2 separate regions of the Homo sapiens genome follow, and region 1 is linked to region 2. A link is an interaction called in ENCODE POLR2A ChIA-PET data of the cell type or tissue named here. Cell type or tissue: B cell. All regions are shown on one strand. Each heading gives the region's core, and the rest is flanking DNA. Links, peaks and the distances in the headings are about the cores only. Region 1 overlaps RASSF3 (Ras association domain family member 3). Region 2 overlaps GNS (glucosamine (N-acetyl)-6-sulfatase).

Evidence for each region. ChIA-PET counts read pairs that join two places held together with the same protein. Peaks named below come from ENCODE experiments on the same cell type or tissue, not always from the same donor. Only the 100,000 strongest peaks of a DNase experiment are listed, where the experiment ranks them.
Region 1: POLR2A ChIA-PET joins it to region 2 with 11 read pairs; 8 of 35 experiments call an interaction of 5 or more read pairs at or near these places.

What each region holds. Positions count from the first base shown.
Region 1 is chr12:64,651,891-64,657,277 of GRCh38, reverse strand. All of the region lies in intron 1 of RASSF3 (Ras association domain family member 3), which reads right to left. Among named protein-coding and RNA genes, the nearest start is that of MIR548Z, 32 kb to the right of the region's middle. RefSeq lists a silencer at 4,756-4,933. In B cell, for the core only: no CTCF peak of the experiment used is centred there; no DNase peak of the experiment used is centred there; H3K27ac peaks cover 2,016 bases.
Region 2 is chr12:64,742,704-64,748,090 of GRCh38, reverse strand. GNS (glucosamine (N-acetyl)-6-sulfatase) reads left to right here. Exons shown (of 14, transcript NM_002076.4): 3 at 173-379; 4 at 2,367-2,432; 5 at 3,184-3,282; 6 at 4,783-4,950. Among named protein-coding and RNA genes, the nearest start is that of GNS, 14 kb to the left of the region's middle. In B cell, for the core only: no CTCF peak of the experiment used is centred there; no DNase peak of the experiment used is centred there.

The DNA of each region.
Region 1 (5,387 bases), core at 249-5,248, 91 kb after region 2:
ATCCCAGCACTTTGCGGGTGGGCAGATCACTTGAGGTCAGGAGTTCGAGACCATCCTGGCCCACGTGGCGAAACCCCAACTCTACTAAAAATACAAAAATTAGCCAGACGTGGTGGCGTGGGCCTGTAGTCCCAGCTACAAGGGAGGTTGAGGCAGGAGAAAATCGCTTGAACCTGGTTGATGGAGGCTGTAGTGAGCCAAGATAGCACCATTGCACTCCAGCCTGGGCGACAGAGTAAGACTCTGTCTGAAAAAAAAAAAAAAAAGAAACTATACTATTAAACACTGACTCCCTATTTCCCTGTGACTACCATTCTACTTTGTCTCTATGAATGTGGCTACTCTAGGCACTTCATGCAATTGTAATCATACAGTATTTGTCCTTTTAGTGACTGGCTTATTTCATGTAATGTCCTCAAGATTCATCCACATTATTCCATGTCAGAATTTTTCTCTTACTTTAGACTGCTACTTTAATGACAGCCTAAAATGGTCCACAAATTAAGGGACCAACATCAGGAAATCCCAGATATTCCATCAGACGGGCAGGCCCATTTCTCTGGTAGGTTTTTGCCTGATGGGGCTTCAGCCTGGTGTGATTTTTTTTATCTCTGAGTTTATAGACTCAGGCTTGTGTAAACAACTTTCACTGCACAAAGTCAGGGCCACTCAGCATTTCCCCACCACCAGAAGATAAGAGTGTTTGATGTTCTTTATCTTTCACTGCAACTGCTTTGGGAGATCTGGAGAACAGAAAAAGGTAGAGAATCACAACTTTGGAATCTTTTCAGCACTGCAAATTCATTAACAGCATTTTTTAAGCATCACTGAGATATAACTCACATAACATAAAATTCACCCATAAGTATACAATTAAATGGTTTTACTATATTCACAAAGTTGCACAACCATCTCTATTTTCATCAACCCACAAAGAAACCCCAGGCCCACTAGTAGTCACAGCCCCATAGCCCACTCCTGCCCAATAATATGTTTTTAAGCTTTATAATCTAGCTGACAAATATTCATATACTCCTACATGTCCCACAGTACATAGCAAGTACTTAAGAGTCCAATAAACACATCCACTACTATCAAATGCATATATACATATATCACAAATAATCTAAAAAATAATTCTTTCTAGTAAACCTCATGTTCAGAAATTTTGTTATTAGGCATATCCCAATTAACCTGAGATCCAAGTTAGGGGAATAAAAAGGATTTATAATTTTTTTTTTTTTTTTTTCTGAGACAAAGTCTCACTCTGTTGCCCAAGCTGGAGTACAGTGGCACTGTGTCAGCTCACTGCAACCTCCATCTCCTGGGTTTAAGCAATTTTCCTGCCTTAGCCTCCCAAGTAGCCAGGATTACAGGCACCCACAATCACGCCCGGCTAATTTTCATATTTTTAGTAGAGACAGGGTTTCACCATGTTAGCCAGGCTGGTCTCGAACTCCTGACCTCACGTGATCCGCCCGCCTCGGCCTCCCAAAGTGCTGGAATTACAGGCGTGAGCTACTGCACCCGGCCCAAATTTATGATATTTTTAAGACTAGATGTATGCTCCTGAAATGGTAGCATTTTTTTTGTTTGTTTTGGTTTTTATCTTATACAATTAAAACAATTTAAAAGAAGTAACAGTGACTAAGATATGCATTTCAAGACCAGGCATGGTGGTTCACACCTGTAATCCCAATAATTTGGGAGGCCGAGGCAGGAGGATCACTTAAGGCCAGGAGTTTGAGACAGCCTGGGCAACATACTGAGACCCTGTCTCTATTTTTTGAAAAAAAGGAAAAAAAAATATATATGTATGTTATGCATTTCAGGAGAGGGCTCTCCTTTAGGACATCAGGGCTCTTCTTGCTGTCTCATGGGCAAACTATGTCTGTACACCTGCTTTACGCAGATTCCTGCCTCTCTCTTATCAAAGAAACCATGTACAGACGATTACACAACACTTCGTTATGTGTATTTTTGAAAATCCTGATGTTGCATCCTCTTAAATGAAGCAATGAAGACACAGTATATCACAGGCCTTCAAAAAGGTAAATTATTTACTTATCATCACAGACAGCTAAATACTAAACTAAAAACTGATGAGCATTACATGGATTTAAAACTTCTACAGATCTATAACAGTGCAGCTTAGAGGAAAACCTGTACTTCCTCCATAAAGCAGTTTTGAATTAAAGCTCTCCCCTTGCACTCACTCCACTTTGGAGCTGATTTGTCTTGGGATACGTACTGGTGTAATGAGTTCTTGATAGTCAGTAAATCACAGCATACATGCAAGGAACAAAGGAGAAAATGAAATCATTTACTTGGAGATGAGAGAAGTCAACTTTATCAGTGAATTCATTCTATTTTATTTTATTTTACATTGTATTTTATTTTATTTATTTTATTTTGACAGAGTCTCGTTCCGTCAACCCAGGCTGGAGTGCAGTGGCATGATCTCGGCTCACTGCAACTTCCGCCTCCCAGGTTCAAGGGATCCTCATGCCAAGGCCTCCTGAGTAGCTGGGATTACAGGTGTGTGCCACCACACGTGGCTAATTTTTGTATTTTTAGTAGAGATGAGGTTTCACCATGTTGGCCAGGCTGGCTTCCCCCCACCCCCCCCCCCCCGCAAAGAAACACGGTCTCACTATATTGCCCAAGCTGGTCTCAAACCCCTGGGTTCAAGCGATCCACCCACCTCAGCCTCCCAAAATGCTGAGATTGCAGGCAGAAGCCACCGTGCCCAGCCACGGTGAATTAGTTCTAAGTGGAATACAGAGTTTTAACTAAAATTTGGCAGATTATGGGGCCGGGGCAGTGGTTCATGCCTTTAAACCTAGCACTTTGGGAGGCCAAGGCGGGCGGATCACTTGAGGTCAGGAGTTCGAGACCAGCCTGGACAACATGGCAAAACCCCATCTGTACTAAAAATAGCAAAAGAAAAAAAAAATTAGCTGGGCGTGGTGGTGCATGCCTGTAATCCCAGCTACTCAGGAGGCTGAGGCAGAAGAATCTCTTGAACCTAGGAGACAGAGGTTGCAGTGAGCCGAGATTGCACCACTGCATTCCAGCCTGGGTGACAGAGCAAGACTCTGTCTCAAAAAAATAAAAATAAAAATTAGTCAGATTATGGGCAAGATTACTGTGCCAAAGTAGAAATGACTCTTCTCAGTGCTACCAAATTAATTCTAGTCAGAATCAGAGTGGGGAGAACAGAGGAAAAACTGGCAAACTGACACTGAAGCAACATCATCCTTTTCCAAACCAGACTTGCCTGTGCCCCATGGAGAAGGGGATCCACTAACAGCCCACCACCAACCCGGTGATTCTTGAGGGCCAGCCTCCAAGCTGGGTCCCATGGCCACCATCCCGCAGGCAGTGCTCTCTAGATACACTACTGGAGAGCTGTTAAAGACACCGTTAAGGGCTGAGCGCAGTGGCCCACGCTGTAATCCCAGCACTTTGGGAGGCCAAGGCAGGAGAATTGCTAAGGCCCAAGAATTCAAGACCAGCCTAAGCAACACGGTAAGATTCCATCTCTACAGAAAATTTTAATTGACATGGGAGTGCCAGCTACTAGGGAAGCTGAGGCAGGAGGATCACTTGGGCCCAGGAGGTGAAGGCTGCTCCAATGAGCCATGTTTGCGCCAATGCACTCCAGCCTGGGTAACAAGGCAAGACTCAGTCTCAAAAAAAAAAAAAGATACTGCTGAATATTGATTTGTGTCCTCCCAAAAATCATATGTTGAAGTCCTAACTCCCAATAACTCAGAATGTGATCTTCTCTGGAGACAGGGTCTTTATAGAGGTCATCAAGTTAAAATGTTAAGGCTATCAGCATGGTTCCTAATGCAATATAACTGATGTCCCTAAGAAAAGGGGATATTAGGCCAGGTGTGATGGGTCAGTCATGCCTGTAATCCCAGCATTTTGGGAGGCTGAAGTGGGAGGATTACTTGAGGTCAGGAATTTGAGACCAGCCAGGGCAATACAGTGAGATCCCCATCTCCACAAAAATTTTAAAACATAAAAAAATTAGCAAGGCCTGGTGGCACATGCCTATAGTCCCAGCTACCTCAGGAGGCTGAGGCAGGAAGATCAGTTGAGCCTGGAAGATCAAGGCTGCAACGATTCATGATCACACCACTGTACTCCAACCTGGGTGACACAGTGAGACCCTATCTCAAAAGAGAAGGGGAAATTCGGACACAGACATGTACAGAGAGAAGATGACGTAAAGATACTGGGTGAAGACAATCATGTATAAACCAATGAGAGAGGCCTGGGACAGATCCTTCCCTCCTAACCCTCAGAAGGAAGCCACCCTGCCAACATCTTAATCCAGAACTTATAGCCCCCAGAGCTGTGAGACAACACATTTCTGTTGTTTAAGCTGCCTTGTTTGTGGTGCTTTGTCAAGGCAAACTAACACAGACAAGATTTTACATGTAAATAGAATTATACTGCAAATCATATACTGAAACAAAATCAACATTTCCCAAGTTCCACATAATTAGAAAATAATAAGAGTGTGATTACTGCAGTAACCACTACATAATTCCATCATATATTCAAGGAACTCTCTTAGAAGCAAGATGAAGCAAAAAACAACACTGAATTAAGAGCAAGAATCCTCATTCATCTCTGGATTGGACACTCCCAGAGTGTGCTCAAGCACCAGCTGAACAATTAAATTAACCCATCTGTTTCCTCTACAGGATGGAAACAATGTCTATAAAATCACAGTCCTCGAGCCAAGCCTGGTCCAAGCTACTCAGGAGGCTGAGGCATGAGGCTCTCTGGAGTTTGAGGTCAGCCTGGACAACAACAGTCTAAGTAAGAAAGAGGAGGGGGGGAGGGGGAGGGGGAGAAAAAAACACCTTTGCAGTCCTCAGACGTGTTTAAAAAAAAAGCCCAAACACCTGCGATGGCCATGAAGAAAGCACTGTGCTACAGAACACACTGAAAGATACAGAAAGTTTATCAATGAACATTGTCTTTAAAGCAAAATTAAGTATAATATCTATTAAGAAGATTACATTATTCAAGCAATGTAAAACTACAATGTTAATTTTGCCATTAGAACCTCAGCCCTCTAATTTAGAGCCAAAATACCATCCTTCCTCATCTCTATTCAACAAGGAAATAACCAATATATTGCAAAATATGGTAATCTATTATAACACCTTAACACCAACTAGTCTGTTGTAAATTTCAAAATTATTGCCTTAGCACGTCTAATAATTCCAAATAAGAATATCTAGTAATTAATACATAAGAGTCACCAAGCCTACAATTAAACATTAAATGGAGCTGGGCGAGGTGGCTCATGTCTGTTATCCCAGCACTTTGGGAGGCCAAGGCAGGAGGATTGCTTGAGC
Region 2 (5,387 bases), core at 71-5,070:
ATTTAAAGCAGCCCTGAAGCATGTCATGTGTAGAAAAAAATATATATATTCCATGAGAAACTACATATTTGAAGTTAGAGTATTAAGGAGCTTTTCTTTACTCTCTTTAACAATGATGAGAAGTCCATCTTTCTTGTGTGACTTTGTCGTTTTTGCTTCCTTTCCTTTGTAGTATGTGCCAAGTGCTCTCTGCTGCCCCAGCAGAGCCAGTATCCTGACAGGAAAGTACCCACATAATCATCACGTTGTGAACAACACTCTGGAGGGGAACTGCAGTAGTAAGTCCTGGCAGAAGATCCAAGAACCAAATACTTTCCCAGCAATTCTCAGATCAATGTGTGGTTATCAGACCTTTTTTGCAGGGAAATATTTAAATGAGGTATGTTGAATGATCTGTTTCTTTTTTTATAATGGCTTTTAAAATGTGAATATAATTCATGTTAATTTTATTATTTCAATTAATGTTAAAGGATTTCTTGGTATACGTTGTTTTCTGTGAATCTGCCCATTAAACAAGTACCCATATCATGTAAATATGTTCATATAAGTACACATGTACATATTTACATGATTTGGGTAAGAACTTGTGTATTTATATGATATGGGCACTTGTTCTTCCTTTCAGTAGTCCCAGGAGCATGTATTTAAAAATTGTCCTAAGAGTGCTGCTGTCTGATGCGTCTTCCCTTTTTCCTCAGGAATTCTGTTTGTCATGTGGCTGTCATGGTATCTTTGTTTCCATTCCTTGTTATCAGTATCTAACTGAAGATATTTTTCGTCTTAGAATCTTTCCTCAGATTTCTTAGAATCTTTTCTGAATTATAACAACTTAATGCTTAATTCATTTTCTGATGTGAAACATGGCAACAAAATGTGCAGAGATTAGTTACCCAGAGTCAGGGTCGTGCAGGTCATTAAAGTGTATGGCCAGCAGCTGGTACACCAGCCTTGTAGACCTGGATGGAGGGATACCTCGTGGTGACCTGTCAAGGCTGGATTCCATGTGCCCACATTCACACATTGGCCTTAGCTTTTACCCAAAGTCCAAGCTTAAAGGAAATAGTATGTTCGAGAATGTTTGGGGTTAGCTCTTACAGTTAAAGTGGGGGTTCAAGACAGAGAAAATGTACTTATGCTCTTTATCTGTAGTTGCTAGAGATCTTAATATCTGATCTGGATTTTCTGTTAATTCTCCCCTCCCCCCAATAATTGGGGAAATCTGCAACCTTGTGAGTTTACAGGAAGATGAGTCAGTTTGAAAAGGATCATGAGAAATAGGAACTGTGGATACTGGATCATTTGGTTGGGGCTATGGGTCATAAAGAGAGCTTACACTACTTTGCATATTTGAAGGTCATCTGATGTGTATATAAAATTAAGAGAGATCGTTAAAGTATAAAGATTTTGTTTTCAGGGATTAAATTCTGCCTTAAGTGGATGGCATTAAACCTTGTAAGGATAAAGTGGGATAATTCTGTGGTTTCTTTATTTTATTCATCTCATCAGATAAATCGAGCTCTAAAAGTGGGTTTCATCTGCAGGGCAACTGAAATACAGATTATCCCTTATCCAAAATGCTTGGGAGCAGAAGTATTTTGCGTTTCAGATTTTTTGGATTTTGAAATATTTGCATGATACTTACTGGTTGAACAGTCCAAATCTGAAAATCTGAAGTGCTCCAGTGAACATTTCCTTTGAGTGTCGTGTTGGCACTCAAAAAGTTTTGGATTTTCAGATTTGGGATGTTCAACTTATAATAAGTCAATAGCTTATAGTCTGATTATTTGAACTGCTTAGGGTCAGTTGGACTATTCAGTCTATGGTATCAGCAGCTCAGCATTCACCCCATGAATAGGCTGTGTGGGGTAGGCTGTGTGGACTTTTTCTGTAGTGGGTCAGATAGTAAACATTTCAGGCCTTGCAGGCCATATGTCTCTGTTGCTACTATTCAGCTCTGCCACTGTAGCGTGAAAGCAGCCACAGACACTGCACTATGTAAATGAATGTGGCTGTGTTCCAATAAAACTCTTTATCGCTGTTAAAATTTGAATTTTATGTAATTGTCACATTTCACAAAATATTCTTATTTTGATTAACTTTTATATTTTAAAATTGTTAAATTCTTAGCTTGCTGTTCATACAAAAGTCATCAGGCCAGATTTGGCTCACTGGCTGTAGTTTGCCAACTCCTGCTTTAGAAGTTCCTAGGATTATTAGCGTTTATTTTTGACTAGTGTCTATTTGGGGAAATTAGGTACCTACTATGTTTCAGGCACTGGTCTAAAAAGATTGTAAAATTTCCTGTTTCTTTCTGGTCTGGTCATATCTAAGGACTTGTAATTGTCCCTACTTGTTTTGCTTTTCAGTACGGAGCCCCAGATGCAGGTGGACTAGAACACGTTCCTCTGGGTTGGAGTTACTGGTATGCCTTGGTGAGTGATTATTGAAGTCTGTGACAATTTTATGCAGCCCTACAGATGCAGAATATGTTTAATTTAGCTCTGATATTGACATAACTTTATTTGCTTTTACAATTAGTCATTTTAAAAACCTTAAAATTTATTGACTTGTGGCCAGGTGTAGTGGCTCACGCCTAGAATCCCAACACTTTGGGAGGCAGAGACAGGAGGATCTCTTGAGTTCAGGAGTTCGAGACCAGCCTGGGCAAAATGGCGAGACCCCATTTCAACAAAAAATTTTAAAATTAGCTGGGTGTGGTGGCGTGTGCCTGTAGTCCCAGCTACTCGGGAGGCTGAGGTAAGAAGATCACTTGAGCCCAGGAATTTGAGGCTGCAGTGAGCTGTGATTGTGCCACTGCATTCCAGTCTGGGCAACAAAGAGAGACTCTGTCTCTTTAAAAAAAAAAAAAAAAAAAAAAAAAAAAAAGTCTATTGACTTGTGAGTCACTCCTTTCTGGGATGTTTTTCCTGCATTGTACAAGGTTTAGCAAAGTAGTTTGCTTTTCTACCTGATCTACTTCTGGCTTTTAAACTAGAATGCATAATTGAAACTATGCTTGTCTTTAATAAAACCCTAGTCAAAAAATCCAATTCAGTATTGACTTGAGTAATTATCTTTTTAATGTCTTATCACTGCTCAGAGTAGAGTTTAGCCCAGCACGGATTCAGACTTCCACTTTGTGCACTGACCTCATAACAAATTTGACTTTCCTCTTTTTAATAGGAAAAGAATTCTAAGTATTATAATTACACCCTGTCTATCAATGGGAAGGCACGGAAGCATGGTGAAAACTATAGTGTGGACTACCTGACAGATGTTTTGGTGAGTTGCAGAAGCTTTGTAGCTCTGTCCTTACAGGGTTGGCTCACATTTGATTGAAGACTCTGCCTAGAAAACCTATAATCTTATTCGTTTGTGTTGGGTAATATAAATGCACAGTAACTTGGTCTAACTGCCCAAGAGTATTTCCAGCTGATTACAAACTCCTCAGGGTGTTTTCTTTGTGTATAAGCCAGGCTCAGATCTAATGCTCTTGAAATTCCAGCAACAAATCCCTTTTCCAAAGGTTAATCTCTTCGACTACAGAGATTACTTTGTAGAGGTTTTACTTTGTAAGTGTACCTACTCTTGACCCCGGTTTTACTCACAAGCTACAAGATGTCAGCTTCACAGGCCCCATTATGAGGATGGAGAGATAGGGATACTGGATTTATTTGGGCATTGGGTATTTACATATAAAAATTACTGAAAGCAGGTGAAATTGGGACTTTCCTATTCTGAGGCGTTTCTAATGACAGTCTTCAATAGTATTATATATTCACTCAATAGTTGAGCACCTAGTGTAGCCAGTGTTCAACAGTAAATGAAGCAAAGTCCCTGATTCTGTGGAAGTTAATTTTATTTACACACACAAACACACACAGTCTTACGTGTTGCATCATTAGCTGGTGATCAGTTCGAGAAATAAGTTAGGGTATGAGGTTACTTAGATAACATTTAAGCAGAAACCTGAAGTAGGTGAGAATGAGCTGTGCAGATCAGGGGGAAGAGTGCTACAGAGTCAGGGAATAGTAAGTAGGAGGGCCCTGAGGCAGGAGTATACCTGGCATATTTGAGAAACCACAAGGAAGCTGACAGGACTGGAGTGAAAGGTGGATGGAGGGATTATAGGAGATAGATACAGTCAGTATCTGTTGAGTTAGTGTTGGGAATACATGAAACTACTTCAGAACAATGAAAAACAACATGTATGTAGCATGCTTTCATTTTCATAAAGTATCTCCTGATAAGCAAAGGCAAAACTTAAGTCCATGTATTAAAACCCTAGTGGAATGTATTTGAATCTAATATTATTCACTTAGCTACTTCAGTGCATAATTTATGACATCTACTTTCTACATATTTTCATAAGGTTAAGGTAACTTAATCTACCTTTCCCACTGTTTTAAGTTGACTGTCTTTTTACATTCTTTAAGGCATCACATGTAGATACCATAATCTCCATTAGTGTAAGTTAATAGTAAAATATCCAAGTTACTGTTTCCTTCTTTGTGGGAGACATGATTTCTAGGTCATAAAAAGTCATCAAGATCTTAATTGCCTTCTTATGTTGGTATGCTTCTCAGTTTTTAAAGTATTGCCTAAAAAACAAATATATTTGTTCCAACAATATGCTTGCAAATGGCTATGACATAAGATCATGTGCTAAGATTGCTTAAAAGCTAGTAAGACCCTGTACTGTCTGCTCACCAGAAGACATTTATCTATTAAATACTCATCTGTTGGGTAAGGTAGGAGATGACAAATCTTTTTATGTGTCAGGCTAATGTCTCCTTGGACTTTCTGGACTACAAGTCCAACTTTGAGCCCTTCTTCATGATGATCGCCACTCCAGCGCCTCATTCGCCTTGGACAGCTGCACCTCAGTACCAGAAGGCTTTCCAGAATGTCTTTGCACCAAGAAACAAGAACTTCAACATCCATGGAACGGTAGCTTCCCCCACCACTTGTATTCAGCCATACTAAGTATCATTAACTATATGGTATACTTGTCAGGAAGCCTTTGAGCCATGTAGTGGGTTTTTCTTCACAATATTTTAAAGGTAATTGCATCTGTCCCTAGTACAACCAATAGTATAAACTTGCATTGCAAGTACAGATAAAGTTCCTGCTACACATCCAGTGAGCAGCTGGAGAGTTGACAGGGAATGGTAAAGAATGCCATCTTTCCCAATTTACAGGAATATCACTCAGGCTCTCCTGGTAACCTCTGTGCTGACTCTCCTCCCTCCTGGCATAGCCGGGACTGCACCAGCCTCCTGGTGGCCCTCACTAGCCTTTGAGGCATGGGAAGAAGGGGTGGCACAGAGCAATATGGTTGGAAAGGGAAGTTGAATGGAAAAATGAACGAGGTGACATGATTAAGA